Regions from separate parts of the Homo sapiens genome. Here region 1 is linked to region 2. A link is an interaction called in ENCODE POLR2A ChIA-PET data of the cell type or tissue named here. Cell type or tissue: PC-3. All regions are shown on one strand.

Region 1 (2,500 bases), 82 kb before region 2:
AAAAAGACATGTACAAGAATGTATGTTACAGATTTGTCTATAATAGCTCCAGATTAAAAATAGCCCAGATGTCCATAAATAGGAGAACAGATAAACAAATTGTGATATATTCATACAGTGGAATGTTACAGAGCAATGAAAAAAAACCCTGTGAAAACACAAGATGGGTGAATTTCAGAAATATGCTGAATGAAAGAAGCCAGACAAGAGTACATACTATATAATTTCAATGATATGATGGTCTAGAAAAGACCAATCTAATCTATAATGCCAGAAAGCAGATGAGTGGTTGCCTTGGCTGTGGGTTAGGAAGCACCATGGTGGAAATTTTTTGGGTATTGTAAATGTTGAACATTTTGATTGTGGGTGGGTGAGTGTATAATTTTCCATACACTCATTGACTGTGCCCTTAAAATGGGTAAATATTATTTTCTGTAAATTATACCTTAATAAAGTTGATTTTTAAAAAGTGAATGAACTGCTGATACATGCAGCAATATGGATGAATTTTGAAGAGAAAACCCCAAAAGATTATGCTGAGCCAAAACAAAGCAGACACCAAGAATACATATCATATGATTCCATTTAGTGAAGTTGAAGGACCCGTAAAACTCATCCATGGTACTAGAAAGCAGAACAATTGTTGCCTAGGGGGTAGGTCATGAGAGAACTTTGTGGGGTGATGGAAATGTTCTCTGTCTTTAGGAGGGAGGTTACGTAGGTGTATATGTGTATTGAAACTCCTTGAATTATACACTTAAGATCTGTGCATTTCACCATCTTTAAACTATGCGGCTTATGAAAGACACATACAAATTAAGAACAATAGCCCTGGCGTGGTGGCTCACGCCTGTAATCCCAGCACTTCAGGAGGCTGAGGCAGGTGGATCACCTGAGGTCAGGAGTTCAAGACCAGCCTAGCCAGCATGGTGAAACCCTGTCTCTACTAAAAATACAATAAAATTAGCCAGGCCTGATGCCATGCACCTGTAATCCCAGCTACTCGGGAGGCCGAGGCAGGAGAATTGCTTGAACCTGGGAGGCGGAGGTTGCAGTGAGCCAAGATCACACCACTGTACTCCAGCCTGGGGGACAGAGTGAGACTCCGTCTCAGTAAATAAATAAATAAATAAATTAACCGGGCATGGTGGCGGGTGCCTGAAATCCCAGCTACTCAGGAGGCTGAGGCGGGAGAATTGCTTGAACGTGGGAGGCGGAGGTTGCAGTGAGCAGAGATCGTGCCACTGCACTCCAGCCTGGGGAATAGAGCGAGACTGTCTCCAAAAACAAAAACAAAACAAAACAAAGTGACTTTTTTTGCACATATGAAATTGTTAAGTCATTTCTGTACATTAACTCCCTTCATCATGGTTGTGTAACAGGCACTCCCAGTGCAAAGGGCAGAATGGATGACACAGCCACCAATATTGAGAAACTACATCCTGCTGGGCAGCCTGAAGCTCTCTACTTGCATGCTGCCGTAACCCAAGGTTTTGGAAAGGTACATAGTGAGCAGAAAAAAACATGAACACATTGTCAGCTCTGCCACATACAGAAAATAACTGAGAATCACACATTGTTCTGGAGGGGCAGAGCTACCTTTTCTCAAAAAAAAAAAAAAAAAAAAGAGAATCCTGGGAAAGGCTTCTCTTCTGAGTATGTGGCATAGGGGGCATAAAGCCTTGAACAAACTCTGAGCTCTGCCAACAAGAAAGAAGTGGGAGTGGGTTTGGGAGCAACCAACACTTTCGGTTACGCATCCCATTTTCCCCAGCTTCATAACTATTCTTTCCAAGTCTTATGTCTGAGTCACATGTCTAGATCCATAGCCCACCCACAACCACCACTAATTACCAGGTGAAATTGCTTCTTCCCCAATTACACAAACATCTTCTGGAAGACTGGGGACTGATGACCTATAGTCTTCTGTGCCCAGGGTTCTTTCCTCTTGGAAGTGCCTCATTATTCAAGGCAAGGGCCCAGATCATCCGAAAGCATAGTGGATTGCATATGGCATTTGTAACTGGGATGAGATGTTCTCCTATTATTCTCCCTTTGTGGGAGTCCTCACTAGTTAGTTGGTTGAGGATAAATTTACACCAATGCAGAGCTTTCCCTTTTATGTTACCACCATGTCTCTGAGCATCCTACGCCCCCACCTGCCCTGCCCTTGGCACTGGAGGAGTGCTGGGCAGAGTGCCAAGCCTCACTCCCACCTGGATGATCAGTGGTGAAGTATGGCTTGCTGTCAATTGGCAGAAACCCCGAGCTGAGCTGCCAAGCAACTCCCTGGAGTTTGGCAAGGTGGTGCTTGTTTCCTTAGAGCCTTGCAAGTTTCTTGAGGTCACGTTCTCCTAACTGCTCAGCGCCTCCCCCTTCCCTTCCTCAATACCAGCTTTATCTAGTTGGGGGTTGGGGAGGGTGCTGGAAAATTTCTCAGATGTGTATCTGAACTTTTTCTGTGTATCTGAAGTTTTTCTTAGACTAGATGCTTTGTATT
Region 2 (2,500 bases):
GAACTCAAAAGACCGGATTCAAGTCCTATTTCAGCAATTAGCCACGTGTCCTTGGATAAATCACCGAGATACTTAACCTGAATGATAATTCCCTCATCTGTGGCAGGTAGAATGAAATTGCCACTTGAAAATGGATGAACTGACTTCTGAACTCAGAGGATTTCCTGCTGAGTTTGGTATCAATCAGTTGACTGGGGCTGGGTTAATCTTTGGGGAAGTCAGATTTCTGAACTTGAGGAACTAAGGCTGTATGTCAAGGATGCTGGGATAATCAGCTTGGAACCAACATGATTCCCAACTTAATTTTAGGGGAAAGTTCAGCCAGCTTCGGAAGCTGGGCTATTCACCTACCCAACTGCTCCAAGCCCAGACAGGTCTTGAATCAGACAACTCTCACAGGAGAGTGTAACTGGCATCTTTTCCCCATCTCATCTTGTTGGTTTTGGTAATGAGATGAGATTGGGTAGTTAAATTTGCCAGGAATGGAGAATGGCGTGATACTCTTAAATCTCTATCTTTCAGGAATACTTAGTTCATTTTATCTTATTTTATTATTTATTTTTTGAGACAGGGTCTTGCTCTGTCATCCAGGCTGGAGTGCAGTGGCACAATCATGACTGACTGCAGCTTCAACCTCCCAATCTCAAGCGATCCTCCCACCTCAGTCTTCCGAGTAGGTGGGACACAGGCACGTGCCACTACGCACAGCTAATTTCTTTTTTTTGGTGTTTTTTGTAGAGACAAGGTTTCACCATGTTGCCCAGGCTGGTCTTGAACTTCTGGGCTCAGGCAATCTGCCCGCTTTGGCCTCCTAAAGGCCTGCATTTACAGGCGTGAGCCACTGTGCCCAGCACTTAGTTCTGCTTAAATATAATCTAAAATAAGGAGAAAGAGCCTTATTTTAATCACTTCATACTGAAGTACATTCAGAATGAGTTGAGAACCCATGTCTTATAAGAATCCATATTAATGACCAAAAATATAAAACAGAAATGGCAAGGCCATCCAGTAGTTCTGTTCTTCCTGGAATGGGAGATGGCAGCCGAGAAAAGCAGGATTTCAGTAAACATCTCCCTCTTGTGCAGAAATCCCCAGTCCGGGATTCAAATCTGATTAAGTGAGTCAGGCTTGCATTTATTACCGTATATTACAAACATTTTTCAGCATTCAGGAGTGAGTGGTGTCTCTGTGGATTTGGCCACTTCCTGGCAATTATGCACTTGGCTGCTAGTGCAAACCAGCATGCCAAATGCCTGGAATGACGATCCATGTCTGAGCAGCTTTCAGTCTGGGAAGGATGTTGTCCAAACATCACGTTCCTTCCCGAGGTGGCCAAATCCTGGTTACAGTTCTGTCCTTTAAATCTATGTATCCTGAAACTTGGCCAGAAAGGATATGGCCACATCCCTTTGCCCCTTTCAGCTTCCGCAGCAAACACCTGGGGGAACTTGCATTGATTTTGCAGTGTCTGGCGGCTGCTTAGTCCAGAAGTAGTTTTGTGCTTAGTGCCTTAATCAGAAAATCACATTCTGAACATAATCTGTCAGGTGGATTATTAGAAAACACTAATTCTTTCAGAGACTAAGTCTGGAAGCCTGGTGAAATTCCAACTGAGTGATGGCATTGTTTTTCTGAAATGCCCTTCCAGCTTTATTTGCATGAGTATTAGCCAACCTGTCCAAACTGTAGCTGATTCACACTTGTTTGCGCTTCAGAAAACAGCCCTGGATTAGAAAGAGAGTCTATCTCTTGGCATGCCCTGTACAGCAGTGGGTCCTGGTAAAACCAAACAGTTTTAATGAAATTTAGCAAGGACTGTCTTGGTATACAATTGGCTCTCTGTCTCCACTGGTTTTGCATCCACAGAGTCAACCAGCCATGGATTGAAAATATAGTATTCACGGGATACAGAACCCACATATATGGGGGGCCAACTTTTCCTATCATTGGGTTCTACAGGGCCGGCTATGGGACTTGAGCACTTTAGTATCTGCTGGGGGGTGAGGGTGGCAGAGGTGGGGATAGGGTATCTTGGAACCAATCCCTTTGAGATACCAAGGGATGACTGTATATGGAGAGGACTAAAATGTATGCTCAATGAGGTGGGAATTTGGTCTGTTTACCATCTGTTGAATGAATAAGTGAACGAGCTTGTGAGGCTGAGGCAGAAGGATGGCTTGAGCACAGGAGTTCAAGACCAGCCCAGGCAACACAGCAAGACCCCTGTCTTAAAAAATAGTGATGAAAAATAAATAAGCAAATGGATAATTATAAACTTACCCTCTTCTTAATTACATAGTATATATCATCTTGTCCATTTCTTATTTCCTTTTAAGTTTGTCACTTTCTTTTTATTCAATTTAGATAGAAGGCAGTTAAAAGCCTTTCTCTATGAAATAGGCAAATGGAAAGTGAAAACGCCTTGACTAGAGTCCTGTGCCCACTTGTCTTTTTGCTTATCCCCCACTTCCTCCCATGAGCTTTGCCATTGTCTTCAAGA

What was found. ChIA-PET counts read pairs that join two places held together with the same protein. Peaks named below come from ENCODE experiments on the same cell type or tissue, not always from the same donor. Only the 100,000 strongest peaks of a DNase experiment are listed, where the experiment ranks them.
Region 1: POLR2A ChIA-PET joins it to region 2 with 16 read pairs; 9 of 35 experiments call an interaction of 5 or more read pairs at or near these places.

The regions. Positions count from the first base shown.
Region 1 is chr14:54,446,300-54,448,799 of GRCh38, reverse strand. No RefSeq gene overlaps it. Among named protein-coding and RNA genes, the nearest start is that of CNIH1, 6.2 kb to the right of the region's middle. In PC-3, no CTCF peak of the experiment used is centred here; DNase peaks (open chromatin) are centred at 1,409 and 2,279; H3K27ac peaks cover 1,531 bases.
Region 2 is chr14:54,363,929-54,366,428 of GRCh38, reverse strand. No RefSeq gene overlaps it. Among named protein-coding and RNA genes, the nearest start is that of CDKN3, 32 kb to the left of the region's middle. In PC-3, no CTCF peak of the experiment used is centred here; DNase peaks (open chromatin) are centred at 1,208 and 1,668; H3K4me3 peaks cover 1,359 bases; H3K27ac peaks cover 2,500 bases.